2 separate regions of the Homo sapiens genome follow, and region 2 is linked to region 1. Evidence: chromatin loops called from intact Hi-C (ENCODE). Cell type or tissue: MCF 10A. All regions are shown on one strand. Links, peaks and the distances in the headings refer to the core of each region. The heading gives the core; the rest is flanking DNA.

Region 1 (8,682 bases), core at 277-8,276:
CCATCCCGCGCTGCTGGCTTCTGTGCCGGCCCTTTCCCTTGCCTGGGACTCTCTTCTCCCTTCTTTGCCGATGAATTGTTTTTCTTTCTTTCTTTTTTTTTTTTTTTTTTTTTTTTTTTTTTTGAGACGGAGTCTCGCTCTGTCGCCCAGGCTGGACAGTGCAATGGCACGATCTCGGCTCACTGCAACCTCCATCAGGTTCAAGAGTTCTCCTGTCTCAGCCTCCCGAGTAGCTAGGATTACAGGCACGTGCCACCACGTCCCGCTAAGTTTTGTATTTTTTTTTTTTAAGTAGAGGCGCAGTTTCACCATGTTGACCATGCTGCTCTCGAACTCCTGACCTCAGGTGACCTGCCTGCCTTGACCTCCCAAAGTGCTGGGATTACAGGCGTGAACCACTGCACCCGGCCTCTTTCTGAAATTTTTAATTGAGGTAAAATTCACATAAAATTCACCATTGTAGCCATTTTAGAGTACAATTCAGTAGTTTGGGGGATATTCACGATGTTGTGCAACTGCCACTATCTAGTTCCAGAACCTTTTCATCACCCCAGAAGGAAACCTGAACCTCCCCATTTCCCCTGCCCAGCCCCTGGCAACCATGCATGTGCTCTCTGTCTTTGTGGGTTTGCCCATCCTGGACATTCCATATGAATGGACTCATATGTGCTGTTGTGTCTGCTGCTTTTGCTTAGGCAAATGTTTTTGAGATTCATCCATGTTGTAGCATGGATCAGGACATCATTCCTTTTTTGTTTGTTTTTGAGATGGAGTTTTGCTCTTGTTGCCCAGGCTAGAGTGCAGTGATGCGATCTTGGCTCACTGCAACCTCTGCCTCTTGGGTTCAAGTGATTCTCGTGCCTCAGCCTCCCAAGTAGCTGGGATTACAGATGCCACCACCATGCCTGGCTAATTTTTTGTATTTTTAGTAGAGACGGGGTTTCACCATGTTGGCCAGGCTGATCTCGAACTCCTGACAGCTCAGGTGATCCACCAGCCTCGGCCTCCTAAAGTGCTGGGATTACAAGCGTGAGCCACCAGGCCCGACCAACCTTGTTCCTTTTTTAAAAAACTGGCCAGGCGTGGTGGCTCATACCTGTAATCCCGGCCCTTTGGGATGTGAGGTGGGTGGATCACCTGAGGTCAGGAGTTCGAGACCAGCCTGGCCAACATGGTGAAACCCCCTCCCTACTAAAAATACAAAAAAATTAGCCAGGCCTGGTGGCACATGGCTGTAGTCCCAGCTACTTGGCTGGCTGAGGCAGGAGAACTGCTTGAATCTGGGAGGCGGAGGTTGCAGTGAGCTGAGATGGCATCATTGCACTCCAGCCTGGGCAACAAGAGCAAAACTCCATCTCAAAAATAAATAAATAAATAAGTAAAATAAAATGAACTTTATTCCTTTTCAAGGCTCAATAATATTCCACTGTATGGACATACCACATTCTATCTGCCTGTTCATCCGTTGATAGACACCTGGGTCGTTTCCATCTTTGGCTGTTAGGAATAATACTGCTATGGACACTCATGTACAAGTCTTCACGTGGATGTGTCCATTCTCCTGAGTATACACCTAGGAGTGGGATTGCTGGGTCATGTGGTCAGCCTATGTTTAGCTTTTTGAGGGATCAACACACTATCTTCCATAGTGGCTGCTATTTTACACATCCACCAGCAGCGCACGGGGGTTCTAGGTCCCCACATCTCTTCAACACATATTTCCCATTTGTTGGTAGTGACCATCAAGTGGTGTCTCACTGTGGCAGTTAATGCTTCCTTGTCTCTCAAAACTTCATGCCAGGGCCACCTCCTCCAGGGAGATTTCCCTGACACTCTGTTCTGGTTAGGGCACCCCCGGATTCCCACAGGCTCTGAGGCGTTGACCTGTCCCAGGAATAAGCATTCTTCTGCGGCTGTCTGCATACACACGTCCTCCATAAGATGCTGAGCTCACTGAGGGCACGGGGGCCCTGGGGCTGAGCTCAGCGTGAGCTGAATCAGCGATTGCATCCCTGGGCAGTGTTCATCAGCTGCCGTTCTGGTCAGACCTTCATTTGGGGTTTGGTGCCTGGGCACATCTGGGTTGGTGATTTTTGGTGGTGGGTGTTGTCTTGGAAGCCCACCTTGCTCCCATGTGTCCCAAAGGCCCCCACTTCCTCCCTGCCCCACATCCACTTCCCAGTGAGGCCTGAGCGGGGTGTGTGCATGTGCATCTTTGTCCCCAGGCCTACCCGAGCGAGGCTGGGCTTTCCAATGCTTACCCTTGGTCAGGGGCCCATCGTCAGGCCACTGGGGTTATGTTGGGGAGTGGGGTGGGCTTGGGATTGGGGGCTTGATCCTCCTGTCTTGAGTTCAGAGACCTGGGTCTGTGGCCTGCCTGGTTCTGAGTGACCAGGGACAAGTCACCTCCCTCCCCTGGCTCAGCCTTCTCACCTGTAAAGGGATCCACGGCCCTGTCTGTGCAGGTGCAGTGGGTGCCTGTGTTAGTCTGCCAGGGCTGCTGTAACAAAGCATCACAGACTGGGGGCCTCAACAGAACGTCACTCTCTCATGGTCTGGAGGCCGTGAGGCCAAGATCAAGGTGTTGGCAAGGAAGGGCCCTTCCTAGGAGTGTGCGGGAAGGCTCTATTCCAGGCCTCTCTCCTCAGCGTATCAGTGCCGTCTTCTCCCTGTGTCTCTTCACCTCATCAGAATTCCCTCTATGTGTGTGTGTGTCCAAATTTCCCCTTTTGATAAGGACATGGCTCGTACTGGATTAGGACCCATCCTACTGACATCATTTTAACTTAATGACCTTTGTAAAGACCCTATCACCAAATAAGGTTACAGTTGGCTCTCTGGTATCCAGGGATCAAACCAACCATGGATTGAAAATATTCGAGAAAAAAAAATTAATTTAAAATAACAACACAACAACAAAAATACAAATAAAATATAGTATACCAACTATTTATGTAGTATTTACATTGTATTAGACATTATAAGTAATCTAGAGATGATTTAAAGTACATGGGAGGATGCACTTAGGTTATATGCAAATACTATGTCATTTTATTTATTTATTTATTTATTTTCTTTGAGATGGCGCTTTGCTTTTGTTGCCCAGGCTGGAGTGCAATGGTGCGATCTTGGCTCACTGCAACTGCTGCCTCCCAGGTTCAAGCATTTCTCCTGCCTCAGCCTCCCGAGTAGCTGGGATTACAGGTGTGTGCCACTACACCCGGCTAATTTCTGTATTTTTAGTAGAGACGGGGTTTCACCATGTTGACCAGGCTGGCCTCAAAGTCCTGGCCTTAGGTGATCCACCCACCTCGGCCTCCCAAAGTGCTGGGATTACAGGCGTGAGCCACTGCGCCTGGCCACTATGCCATTTTATACACGGGACTTGAGCATCCTTGGATTTTTGGTATCTACTGTGAGGGTCCTGGAACAAATCCCTCGTGGATATCAAGGGACAACTACACTCTTGAGGTTCTGGGGGTTAGGACTTCAACATTAGAATTTTGGGGGATACCCAAGCATGGTAGCTCATACCTGAATTCTCAGTGTTTTGGGTGGCTGAGGCAGCAGGATCTCTTGATCCCAGGAATTTGAGACCAGCCTGGGCAATAAAGCAAGACCTTGTCTTTACCAAAAATAATTTTAAAAATTAGGTGGACACGGTGGTGCACGTCTGTAGACCCAGCTACTTGGGAGGCTGAGGAATGTCGCTTGAGCCCAGGAGTTCAAGGCTGCAGTGAGCTATGATCATGTCATTACACTCCAGCCTGGATAACAGAGGAAGACTCTGTCTCTTAAAAAAAAAAAAAGAAAAGAAAAAAGAAAAGAAAAAAGAATTTTAGGGGGATATCTCCCAAATTAACTATTTGCCCTTATCCCAGGCTCTGCTTCTGGAGGAGCCCAGTGGAGCCACTGCCCTACCTTGCTCTTCATCCCGGTGAGGATCAAGCCAGCAGATGCTGGCCACTGCTCCACGGCCATGGACTCAATACCCAACACAACAGACAAATCCCTGTCCTGTGGAGCTCATGGCCAGGTTGGGGGTGGGGGTGGGGCAGGCTGCAAACGTGCCATTGGTTTGGCTGAGGGTGGGCCTGGGGAGGCTACTTGAGCCCAGGGTGGTCAGAGAAGGCCTTACCAAGGAGGTAATATTTGAGCTGAGACCTGAATGGTGAGAAGATTCCAGCCATGGCAGGTGTCGGGAGAAGAGCACTTCCACTATCGGATACAGCAAAATGAAGCTGTCTCTGCCCCTCCCATCCTACTTCCCAACCACAAGCACTCAAGCCAGGAAGACCTGAGGAGCATGACTTCAGGGAGAAGAGCCAGATTCCTGTCCTGAGAGCAGTGATGGAGGCTGCTTAGTCTGGAGGAGAAAGTGGAGCTCCCTGGATCCTCCAAAGGGCTGTCAGAGGGCAGAAAGGTTGATGAGCTCTTCGTGGAAGTAGAGCAAGAGCCAAGAGTAGATGTTACACGGAGATAGCAAGAACTTTGTGATGAAGACACATGGAGAGTGAGACCCCCACCCTGGACGTATTTAAGCCCAAGCTGGATGATCTCTTGGCAGGATACCATAGAGGGGACCCAGAAAGTCTGGGTTCGCTGTCAGAAGCACCCAGACAGGGCCAGCCCTCTGATTTTCAGCTGTGGTAACAGTGGGCCTCCTCTCCTGCCCCTCTTATGAAGTCAAAGAAAACAACTCTGCCCTTGGCCTAGAATCACAACTGCCTGGGGACAGTTTCCCAAGGGCACATGGTAATTCCTGTACTGTCCTTGTCATCCGCCAGGTGGCACTGTTTGCCTGGTGTTGGGGCAGAATTGAACTCCCTTAAGCATTTTTAAACGACTGGTGAACTGGGGAGATACCAGTGTTGCAAGGACCCAGGAATGGCCAGAAGGTGCACTGCCCGAGTGTGGAAAATCCTTACAGACCCCGAGACATGCGCTAAGATGGTAGTGGGTATATGTGGCCTCATGAGAAGGGTCAGTGCAGACCAGAGGCCCCTCTCACCTCTGCCACCTTCCAGCTGTGTGACATTGAGCAAACCACCTCTCAGAGTCTCGGTTTTCTCCTCCATAAATCAAAGACTGGCCCCACCTTGAGATTTTGCCGAGATGATTAAAAACAATCCACGTGCCTGGCCCGGAGCAGGTCGCCAATAAAACATGGCAGCAGCCATCAGTGGTGTAGGAACTGTGGTGTAGGAACTAAGCTCTCAACGTCTAAATGGCCCCCCAAAGTCTCCAAGAGCCCCTTCTCTTATCTGAGGAAAGACAGGTGGACGTTCCTGCCCCTCTTAGTCCAATGATGGGAACTTTGATTGCCCTTGAGGGCCCTGGTGGCTCTCCAGGCTAGTGAGGCCTCTGCAAAGCATGGCTTTCTTCCTGTTGGCGACTTCCATTCAAGCAGATGCTCTCCAGACCCCAACTCCATAGAGAATCACCCTTTTGGAAAAAATGGTGCTCCTCTCCTCTTCATGGTTTGCCTTTTTTTTTTTTTTTTTTTTTGAGACAGGGTCCCGCTCTGTCACCCAGGATGGAGTGCAGTGGTGCGATCTCAGCTCACTGAGCTCACTCAGCTCACTCTGCCTCCTGGGTTCGAGTGATCCTCATGCCTCAGCCATTCACCTCCACGCCTGGCTAATTTTTTGTATTTTCAGTAGAGATGGGGTTTTGGGGTTTCGCCATGTTGGCGAGGCTGGTCTCGAACTCCTGAGCTCAAGTGATCTGTCTGCCTCAGCCTTCCAAAGTGCTGGGATTGCAGGGATGAGCCACCTCACCCGGCCTTATGGTTTGCTTTTCTTATTTGGTTTCTTGATAACAATTAATAGAGGTTCTTGAATCCCTCAAAAGTGTTCACTGTGGAATGTGAAGCTTTCTGTAGTTTCATTCCTGGTGCTAAGTGCTGGTAGAAATTTGTGTAGATTCCCTTGGGACTTTTTTTTGTTTGTTTTTTTGTTTTTTTGTTTTTGTTTTTTGAGATGGAGTCTCGCTCCGTCGCCCAGGCTGGAGTGCCGTGGTGCAATCTCGGCTCACTGCAAGCTCTGCCTCCTGAGTTCACGCCATTCTCCTGCCTCAGCCTCCCGAGTAACTGGGACTACAGGCACCCGCCACCACGCCTGGCTAACTTTTTGTATTTTTAGTAGAGACGGGGTTTCACCGTGTTAGCCAGGATGGTCTTGCTCTCCTGACCTCGTTATCTGCCTGCCTTGGCCTCCCAAAGTGCTGGGATTACAGGCATGAGCCACTGCACCCGGCCCCCTTGGGACTTTTTCTAAGCATATGCCTAAGCCCACATTCATGTAAAAGTTATTATTACTTTTGAAAAATGAAAAAATACTGGTTCCTCCATTCATTCATTCGTTGTGCATTCAACCTGTGTTTGGTGCTGTGAGCCCTAGGGTGCAGTGAAAAACAAGGCTCTTAAAACCCTGCCCTCAGTTGGCATTCCAGCTGGGAATGACATACACTCCATAAGCAGGAGCAGAGGAGGGCGCTGGTAAATTGGAGTAAAGGGTTAGCGAGTGTGTTTGTTTCCTGCTGTAATGAATTGCCACAAGTGAGAGAAATTTGCTCTCTCACAGTTCTGGAGGATAGAAGCCTGAAATCAGTGTCACTGTGCAGAAATCAAGGTGTCTGCAGGGCCGTGCTCCCTCTGCAGGGCTCTAGGGCAGACTTGTTCCTCGCCTCCTCCAGTTTCTGGCAGCTGCCGGCCTTCCTTGGCTTGTGGCCACATCACTGCCGTCTTCCAGGCCAGCATCTTTGGAGGTCTCTCCACTCCATCTGCACCCTGTCTTCTCTTCTGTGTGTGGTCATCACTCTGCCTCCTCATTCTTTTTTTTTTTTTTTTTTTGAGATGGAGTTCCACTCTTGTCACCCAGGCTGGAGTGCAGTGGTGCAATCTCAGCTCACTGCAACTTCTGCTTCCTGTGTTCAAGCGATTCTCCTGCCTCACCCTCCCCAGTGGCTGGGACCACAGGCACGTGCCACCACACCCGGCTAATTTTTTTTTTTTTTTTTTGAGATGAAGTCTCACTCTGTTGCCCAGGCTGGAGTGCAGTGGCGCCATCTCAGCTCACTGCAACCTCTGCCACTTGAGTTCAAGCAATTCTCCTGCCTCAGCCTCCCGAGTAGCTGGGACTACAGGTGTGTACCACCACGCCTGGCTAATTTTTGTATTTTTAGTAGAGATGGGGTTTCACCATATTGGCCAGGCTGGTCTCAAGCTCCTGACCTTGTGATCCACCCGCCTTGGCCTCCCAAAGTGCTGGGATTACAGGCGTGAGCCACCGTGCCCGGCCAATTTTTTGCATTTTTAGTAGAGACAGGGTTTCATCATGTTGGCCAGGCTGGTCTTGAACTCCTGACCTCAGGTGATCCTCCCACCTCAGCCTCCCAAAGTGCTGGGATTACAGGCGTGAGCCACCACCCATGGCCTGCTTCCCCATTCTTATAAAGACACTAGTGATGGCATTCAGGGCCCACCCCGATACCCCAGGACAATCTCCTCATCTCAGAATCCTCAGTCACACCTGATAGACCCACCCCGCTTTTTGCCATGTAAGAAAACTGTCTCAGTTTTTTGTTTCTATAAAACAAACTGGGTCATTTATAAACAATAGAGGTTTATATGCTTATGGTTCTGGAGGCTAGGGAGTCCAAGCGCATCACACTGGCATCTGGTGTGGGACTTCTCATGGCATCATTCCATGGCACAGGGCTTCACATGGGAGAGAGCAGAAGCTGTCAGCTCAGGTCTTTCGTCCTCTCCTTTTTTAAACAATTTGTTGGAGACAGGACTCACTCCATTGCTCAGGCTGGAGGGCAGCAATGTGATCACGGCTCACTGTAGCCTCCACCTCCCCAGGCTCAGGGAATCCTCTCACCTCATGCCTCCCGAGTAGCTGGGACTGCAGTACGTGTGGACGAAATCACCACACCCAGCTAATTTTTGTATTTTTTATAGAGATGAAGTTTCACTGCATTGCCCAGGCTGGTCTTAAAAACCTGGGCTCAAGCTATCCACCCACTCAGTCTCCCAAAGTGCTGGGATTACAGGCATGAGCCACCTCACCCAGCCTCTTCCTCTTCTTAGAAAGTCATCAGTCCCTTCCTGGGGGCCCTGCCCCAATGACCTCATCTAATCCCAACTACCTCCCAAAGGCACCACCTCCAATCAACATATGAATTTGGGGATTAAGTCTCCCACACATGAAATTTAGGAGACACATTCAAAACACAGTAGTCTGCCCTGGGCCCCAAAATGCATGTCCTCACATGCAAAATGTACTCATTCCATCCCCAAAGCCCCAAAGTCTTAACCTGCTCCAGCATCAACTCAAAAGTCTGCAGTCCAGAGTCTCATCTGAATGAGATATGGGTGAGACTGAAGGTACGATTCATCCTGCGATGAATTCCTTCCAGCTGTGACCCTGTGAGATCAAACAAGTTATCTCCTCCCAAAATACAGTGGTGGCACAGGCATTGGATAGACATTCCCATTCCAAAAAGCAGAAGTAGGCATGATGAAAGGGGCAGATGGTCCCAAAGAAGCCCAAACACAACAGGGTAGATATTGTATCTTTTTTGTTGTTGTCTGTCACCAGGCTAGAGTGCAGTGACATGATCTTGGCTCACTGCAACCTCCGCCTCCCGGGTTCAAGTGATTCTCCTGCCTCAGCC
Region 2 (8,682 bases), core at 158-8,157, 640 kb after region 1:
CTCGCCCCTTTCTCCTTTACAGCTCCTTCTCCTAACACAGTTCTTGTATCTCTAACTCCAACCTGTTGTCTACTTCCCAGGGGAGCTGAACTGACACCTTTGCCCCAGGCCATATCCCCAGCACACAGACAAGTGCCTAGCACATAGTAGGCGCTCAACAGAATTTCCAAGTGAGCACAGAAAACACAGTGGGCAGTCAATACATGTGTGTTGAACTCAGCAAATTGCACAGCAGCTGGGAAACAGCCGTCGCCGGCTCCTCTGAGCGTGGTGCTCCCGCAGCCCGTGTCAGCTGCGGTGCTTTGCCAATGCAAACAGGAGTGGAGAGTTAGACCCAGGCCCACTCCAGCTGCTGGGCCCCTTGCTCAACACAGCCCCTTCCTGCCACCTGCAGGGTGGGGTCTTCCTGAGCCCGCAGAGGGCACAGAAGGAAATACCTGCTCCCGGCCATGCAGGCCTCCCTGGCATGGGCACCCTGAGAGTCCTGGTCCCGGGAGCCAGGAATAACAAAGAGGCTGCCAGGGCCGGGCCCCTGGGACCTGAGGGCTGAGGGCAGAGCATGCCTCCCTGGTTTGCTGGGCAGGAGGCTGATTGGGCTAAATGGACTTTGTTGATGGTGACCCTTTGTTCCTCCATGGCGGCTCCGTCTGAGGAGAAGTTTTGGAGGCTGTTCATTCTCCTGCTTCCCCTGCTGCCACCCCAGAGACAAGGAGAGCAGCCTCCCAGTGGCCTGTTGGTTTGTAAAAGAGTCAGGTGTGGGAGGTTGCATCACGTGCTTCTCTGGACTCGTGGTCTGCAAGGAGGTGTGACAAGTGTGGCTGTAGGTCGATGAGCTGTGTGCGGCTTGGTAACGGGCAGTGGATGAGCCAGGGGGAGCAGCAGGTGGCCCAGCCCCAGGGATGAACATGGGGGAACTGGGTCCGATGTAGGCAGGAAGGAGACATCAGCAGCAGCAGCCCAGGGGCGTGGTGGAGGGGTGCGGGGGGGCCAGAGACAAGCCAGAGATGCCTGGATGATCCATTTTGCAGAAATAACAATCTCGAATCCAGGGCTGGGCCTGGCTGTGGCTTGGCCTGGCCAAGGGTGGTGAGCAGCAGGTGTGCTGATTGTAGTTAAGAAGCCATCGGTGTCAGACCAGAGTCCCCGGGCTCTGCACCTGAGGCTGCTGCGAGAGGAAAGCGATAGGGGCTCAGGCATGCTGAGGAGGTAGGTGGGCACGTGAAGGTGGGCCTCCAGGAAGGGGACATGAATACAGCAGGTCTTGGAGCTTTCTCCTTCAGGGGCAGGGGCAGGAGGACGGCCACCTGGCTTCACCACGAAGGGCCCGAGAGCATGGCATGGAGGGAGAGGCAGATCTAGAGAGAACACCGGCCAGTCTGCGGAGGGAGGTGGAGGAATGGGTTGAAGAGGGAAGAATTCCTGACACAAACTCTGAAATGACAAAGGAAAAGAATGACAAATCCGATTACACAAACATGAGCAACTTCCAAAGACCAATCACAAAAAACAAAACAATCACAAAGTCCCCACCAACATGGCTGAAAATAAAACAATTAGCTGAGAAGAAATATTTGTCACCTACAGACCATGGCAGACAGAAGATTTTATTTTAAAGCACCCTACAAATCACTAAGAAAAAAGCCCCAAAGAAATAGCAATCTGGAAAAGGACACAAAAAGGGAACGTGCAGAAGAAGTGCCAGCAGCTGCCAAACCCACGGTCCACAAAATCCTGGATCAAACAGGCAGGAGACAGCATGACAAGGTGCCACTCTCTGCCCATCGGGTCGGCACAGATTTAAAAACAAGGACCTGGTATTGCCAAGGATGTGGGGAAAGAGCCCTGTGGGTGAGGGTGTCAATTGGACAATGGCTGTCAACTTCTAGAATAATCATGTGTGCTTCCCTTTGATCCAAGAATCCCGCTGGGGGAAATTATTCCTGTAGAAATGTTTGCTCAGGTGTGCGAAGACACCTGCGTAAGACTTTTCATCTCAGCATTGTGTGTGATGCTGATGCCACAGCGTGGTGCCTAGACACCTCCTGGAGAGGACCCAGAAGGCCCGGCCACAGGTGGGGGCCGTGTTGCCATGGTCCCTGCCCAGAGGATGCCTGGCTGGTGCGGGGCAAGAGGGAGGTGGTCCTAGAGGCAGCCTTGCCTTGATCTACCCACAGGAGCGCACTGGACAGGGGTCCTGTGAGTGTGGGATCAGGGTCCCCCAAGCCCCATCTGCCCTCTGGTGCCCAGTGGCATTGAGCAGTTGTCTTAGCCACTCTGACCTCCACATCCTCCTCTGTGAAACGGGGTGTGACAGGACTACCTCTTGGGCTCCTGAGATCCTGGCATGCGTAGTGCTGTGTCAGGCGCAGTTCTAGGCCCTCTACCTTCACTGGGCCTAGGCAGCCTCCTACCAAAGGAGGATGAGAAGACACAGAGAGGCTGAGCAATTGCCTGAGGTCACACAGCTGCCCAGTGGCCGCAGAGGACACAGCTGGTGTCCCATCCATCAGTCACCCACCCTCCCCATGCAGGACTCGCCTCTTCACGTCTAAGCCTGGGACGCCTGAGCAGGATCCTTGGGCTGCTTCTCCCAGCTGCAAGGACGGGCAAGTTCCACCGCTGGAGGCCTGGAGAGTCCCTGTCCCAGGAGAGGGTCTCAGCCAACAGTGGCTGTGGGGGTGGCGGACAACTACTCCAGCCCCTTGCTCCTCAGCGGGGCAACCTCTGGGGCCTGCTCCACGCTGTCTCCCAGGGCTCCCCACAGCAGGGAGCCTGGTGCTTCCCTGGTAACTGCCTTGATAACACATACTTTACTGGCTTCTTCCCTTCCCTGCCTCTCGTGCCCTCCCCTGGGGCTTCCTGCATCTCCCCAGCCAAGCACTTGCTCTGGAATCCTTGTTCTGGGGTCTGATTCTGAGCCCTGCCCGAGACAGTGGCAAAGCTGGAGTTGGGCCAGACAGTCGGGCTCCAGAACCTACCTTAAAAAAGTTTTTTTTTTTTCCCCATCTACTCGGGAGGCTGAGGCAGGAGAATGGCGTGAACCTGGGAGGCGGAGCTTGCAGTGAGCCGAGATCGCGCCACTGTACTCCAGCCTGGGCAACAGAGCGAGAATCTGTCTCAAACAAAAAATAATTTTTTTTTTTTTTTTAAATAAAGAGACAACAGGGTCTTGCTTGGCTCTGTCATTCAGGCTGGGGTGCAGGGGGCAGGCAGCCTCGAACTCCTGGGCTCAAGCCATCCTCCTGCCTCAGCCTCTCCAAGCGCTGGGATTGCAGGTGTGACCCACTGCAGAATCTGTTCAGTGGGGCGGCTGGACTGGTTTCGACCCACTGGACTGGTTTGCAAAACCCCCCACCCGGCACAGTCTCTGGATATTTTCCTAGACTGTGACAAGCGGCCGCTGCCAGGGGAGAGTGAGGGACCCTTTACCCTCTGTGCCCCTCTGTCCCTGGGTCAGAGCCCTGACATTTATTGCACCCACCCACCCCAGGGACAAAGTCCTCTGCACAGGGCGGGCAGCCAGCCCCTCGACCAAGGCCTCAGGAAGGTAAAGAAGCCGGGTCCACCCGTGCTCAACACCTGACTTCAGTCCAGGGTAGGCGGCCCAGGGCTCCTCTCCGCCCAAACTGGCTCCTCCCAGCGCCACCCAGAACGAGGGGTGCCGAGGGGCCCAGCACCTAGGTCAGCGGCGCCACCTGCTGGTGACCATTGGGAGGCGCCGGCGCCTGGTTCTCTGCAACATTCCGGCTCCAGAACCTACTTAAAAATTTTTTTCAAATAAAGAGACAACAGGATTTCTCTTCGCTCTGTCATTCAGGCTGGGGTGCAGGGGGTAGGCAGCCTCGAACTCCCGGGCTCAAGCCATCCTCCTGTCTCAGCCTCCCCAAGTGCTGGGATTGCAGGCGTGACCCACTGCAGATCTGCATTCTTAACCATACTCTACAAAAGCCCTTCGCTGAGAGGATGTGGTAGGATAGCCCTCCCTACAGTGCCCAGCACTGGGAGCACCTTCATACACGAAGCTGCTACTGCTGCTCCTGTCTCCCAAGACCTTATGTGGTCCCAGGCAGCCTGGAGGGCATCCCTCCCTCGGCGAAGACCAAGAGTTCCAAAAGGACACAGACACAAGAGGCCTGGGTCTCTGAGGTCCTCCAAGGGCCATCCTTCCAGTCCCAACCCCTGCTTGTCTCACAATATTTCTCAGGAGTGGTCCTTTAGTCTCTACTTGCACACTTCCAGGGACAGGGAACTCATCAGCTCTCAAAACCACTTGAGCCAACATCTGTCTCTCACTGGCTTGGCTCTGCCATCTGGGAGTCAGTGAAAATCCTGCTGGCTTGGGAGAGCAGGAGGCCCAGGTGCTGCAATGCTTGAGCTGTCGCTGTCAGTCCCTTGGCCCTTCCTGGGCTGCTGCCCTCCAGGTGGGCTCACGCACAGCAACTTCACTTCTTCCTCCTCCGTCTTTTTTGCAGAGAAAAGATTTGAACATCGAATATTTTTAGGAAGAAGAGTTTCTGTTTGAAAAACCTGCCTTCCATGGCTGCACAGCAAATCTGAGGAATCTCTTACTGGCCCTGGGTTTCACATTTACATTACAAGCAGAAGGTTCACATTGCTGTTGCCAGAGAGTGGGCTTGTTCCACGATGGGGGTCACCCACGCTTGCAGCAGATGCTTAAGATCTGAGCACTGGACATACAGGCCCTGGAAAGACAGAGAGACTTCCTGCATGGAGCTTACTGTCTGGGGGAGCAGACCACCTCACCATCCCACAGGGAAACAGACCGTCACAGCACGACAATAGCCTGGCAGGAGGGGTGCACAGAACCCTGGCAGCTCATCCTGGGGAAGGTGCTCTAGTCTGGGAAAAGGCTTCTCAGAGAAAGGGGTCTGTTTTATTTTTACTTTTTCATCATAGGAAGAGTGCACAGTTTAAGTGTTCAGCTTGATGAAGTTTTACCCATGGGTGCCTCAGGCTCAGCCCCCAGACCAAACTGGAGAAGACCAAGTTCGTGCCCAGCCCCTAGAGGGCTCCTTTGTCCCCTCCCATCCAACACTCCCCCCACCCCCCGAGAAGTAACCATTCTTCTCTACCCTTGTGCCATAGATTAATTCTGCTTCTTTTTGAGCTTCCTAGTAATGGAGGTTTGTGAATGGTGCTCTTTTGAGTCCGGCTTCTTCACTCAACAATGACATCTGTGAGATCCTCCCATATTGTTGTATGTGGTCGTCGGTGATTCTTTTTCATTGCTGTATAGTATTTCATTGTATGAATATACTGTCATTTGTTGATGTTTTCTGTTTATGGATATTTGGGCTGTGCTGGACAGTGATAGTTTTTGGCTGAGTGGAAGTTACCTTGCTATGTGGAGGCAGAGAGGATAGGGAGGAACACTTGATAAGGCAGGAACAACATACACAAAGACCTTTGGCAGGAGGGAGCCTGCCTGGGGCCCTGAAGGCTGGTGTGGCTGAGGGGCATCCCTTCCTGTACCCTGCTTCTAGGCCGCTGTGTTCTGAGTGCCTGCTGCTTTGGCCTGATATGTGGCCCTCCACACTCATTTCCACCTCCTCCTCCTGTGCCTTCCTGACCAGCAGGGACTGGGAAGCTGAAGGCTACATTTCCAGGTTCCCTTGCAATGGCTTCCAGGGTTAGGATCCACTAGTAACACGCCCAGGTGAGATCAAGGAGGCGGGGGTGGGGGACATCTTTTGGCAGCTCTGGGCTGTGTTCTGCCACCCAGCAGGGTCACAGGCACGTGGAAGTGTCTAAAGCAATGTTCCAGTGTCTGGTCTTGAGCTGCCCAGTGGCCCTGATCCCAGGTCCCTGCACCCCACGAAGTCAGTGGTGCTTCAGTGGCATCCCTGATTCCTACCTCCTGGGCAGCTTGGTTCTGCTGGGCTCTGGGAGCCATGGGGCAGGGGCAACCCAAGACCTCTCCTCCAACTCACCCAGGGATTTTGTAAGTGCTGGATGCCTGCATCAAATCCTAGCTGCTCAAACACCTGGAGATATCACCCATACCCATTGTGATGGCCACTCTAAAAAAATAATAATAACAAATGCTGTCAAGGATGTGGAGAAACTGCAATGCTTGCATATTGTTGGTGGGAATGTCAACTGGTGCAGCTGTTAAGGAAAACAGGAAGGAGATTCCACACACACACAGACACACACACAGACACACACACACACACACACACACACACACACACACAGAATTACCACATGATCCAGGCATCCCACTTCCGGGAACATACCGAAAAGAATAGAGAGCAGGTCTCAAAGAGATGCGTGCACACCCGTGTTGACAGCAGCCTTATTCCCAATAGCTGAAATGTGGAAGTGGTGTCCCTTCCATGGATGTCCCTCCACGGATGAATGGAGAAGCACACTATGGGACATCTGCACAGTGGAATGTTATTCAGCTTTCAAAAGGAAGGAAGTTTGGACACAGGCCACCACATGGATGGGGCTTGAGAACATTATGCTAAGCTAAATAAGCCAGTCACACAAAGACAAATCGTGTATGATTCCATGTAGGTGAGGCACTAGAGTAGTTAGATCTCTAGAGACAGAAAGTAGAATGGGGGTTGCCAGGGGCTGGGGAAGGGGGAAGGGAAGTCAGCGTTTCATGGGGACAGTTTCATTTCTATAAGATGAAAGGTTCTGGATATGGACGATGGGGATGGTTGTGTCACAATGTGAATGTACTTAATGACACTGAACTAGATACTTAACAATAGTTAAAATGGTAACTTTGTTTTTTTTTTTTGAGACTGAGTCTCGCTCTGTCGCTCAGGCTGGAGTGCAGTGGCGCGATCTCGGCTCACTGCAAGCTCCGCCTCCCAGGTTCACGCCATTCTCCTGCCTCAGCCTCCCAAGTAGCTGGGACTACAGGCGCCCGCCACCACACCCAGCTATTTTTTTTTTGTATTTTTAGCAGAGACAGGGTTTCACCGTGTTAGCCAGGATGGTCTCGATCTCCTGACCTCGTGATCCACCCGCCTTGGCCTCCCAAAGTGCTGGGATTATAGGCGTGAGCCACTGCGTCTGGCCTAAAATGGTAACTTTTATGTTATATGCATTTTACCATACATAAAACAAAACCCCAGACTGAAAACCAAAAGCACTCAGAGAGGTTTCTCTGCAGAGCTTTTCCTGTATGTTGTCGGGTCAGCTGATGCCCCATCCATGAAAGACAGGGACAGAGTCAGGCCCATTTTACAACTGAGAAAACCAAGGCTCGGCCAGAGGAGGGAGGAGCCCAGCAGGTGAGCAGCAGAGGGGGCTGGACTCTGGGTCTCCCTCCTGATCTGTGCTCTTTCCACCATTCCCATCCCCATGCCACCCCACCCCACCCTAAGGAATGGTCCTTCAAGAAGCCAGCATTTCCCTCTGTCAGGAGGAGGACAAAGCCCACCCACCCCAGCGGATCCTCAGACGGGAAGGCTGCTCCTGCCCCCCTTGGGATAGACACTCCCTCTCATGTCAGCCTGCATGGGAGCGGGGTCTCAGAACCAGCCTCTGAGAGTCAGAGGGGAGGCTGGACTGCTTTTGAGCCACTGGACTGGTTTGAAAAACGCCACCCCACACAGCCTCTGGAAATTTTCCCAGATTGTGACTAGGGGCTGGGCGAGAGTGAGGGACCCTTTACCCCTCTGTGCCCCTCTGTCCCTGGGTCAGAGCCCTGAAATTCATTGCACCCACCTGCTCCAAGGACAAAGTCCTCTGCACAGGGCAGGCAGCCAGCCCCTCACCCAAGGCCTCGGGAAGGTAAAGAAGCCGGGTCCACCCATGCTCACCATCTGCCTTTGGTCCAGGGTTGGCGGCCCAGGGCTCCACCCCGCCCAAACTAGCTCCTCCCAGTCCGACCAGGAACCTGGGGTGCAGTGTGCCCAGCACCTAGGTCAGGGGTGCCACATGCTGGTGACCATAGGGAGGTGCCAGCGCCTGGTGCCTTGTTGCATGCCAGTCAGCCACTAAGGGGCAGTGAGGGGCATCACCCAGGAGGGCTGTCACGCAGGAGGGCTGTCACCCAGCAGGGCTTTCACCCAGGGCTGTCACCCAAGAGGGTTGTCACCAGGGCTGTCACCCAGGAGGGCTGTCACCCAGGAGGAGTGGCCGACCACCCATAGGTGCTGAGGGGCCTTTAGATAAGGCCTTCTTCAAGCTGCCAGGGTCCTGTGGCAGCCATCACACAGTGTCACAAATGGGGTTTAACACAACAGAAGTTTATCCCGTCAGGGTTCTAGAGGCCACAGTCCAGGATCGAGGGATCGGCAGGTTCTGCCCCTCCTGGCCCCTTCCCTGGCTTCTGCTGGTGGCTGGCAGCCCTAGGTGTTCCTGGGCTCTGGATGCAACCTCTGCCTCCGTCTTCACGTGGCCTTCCTTCCTGTGTCTCTGTGCAAATGTCCCCTGCCTTATAAAGATACCAGTCATTGGTTAGGGCCCTCCCTAATCCAGCAAGACCTCATCTTCCCTTGATCACAGCTGAGAAGACTCTATTTCCAAATCACGTCACCTTCACAGGTGCTGGGTGGACATGACTTTTGGGGAGGTCACTACTGAACTCAGCACAGAGGCTCAGCTCAAACAGGGCCCCCTCCACGCAGCCCTGCCCCACCCCTTGCAGCGTCCCCTGTCCTCTGAGCCCAGCAGGGCGCTGTGGGCGGCTGGATG

The links. Hi-C counts contacts between places; a loop is a spot of excess contacts. Peaks named below come from ENCODE experiments on the same cell type or tissue, not always from the same donor. Only the 100,000 strongest peaks of a DNase experiment are listed, where the experiment ranks them.
Region 2: a loop joins it to region 1, with 15 times the contacts of the local background. A loop is called at or near these places in 15 of 110 quality-filtered maps.

The regions. Positions count from the first base shown.
Region 1 is chr17:17,638,102-17,646,783 of GRCh38, reverse strand. No RefSeq gene overlaps it. Among named protein-coding and RNA genes, the nearest start is that of SMCR2, 35 kb to the left of the region's middle. In MCF 10A, for the core only: a CTCF peak has its summit at 4,782 (motif pointing right); a DNase peak (open chromatin) is centred at 4,793.
Region 2 is chr17:16,996,975-17,005,656 of GRCh38, reverse strand. No RefSeq gene overlaps it. Among named protein-coding and RNA genes, the nearest start is that of LINC02090, 13 kb to the right of the region's middle. RefSeq lists enhancers at 395-923, 8,070-8,119. In MCF 10A, for the core only: a CTCF peak has its summit at 3,691 (motif pointing left); a DNase peak (open chromatin) is centred at 3,656.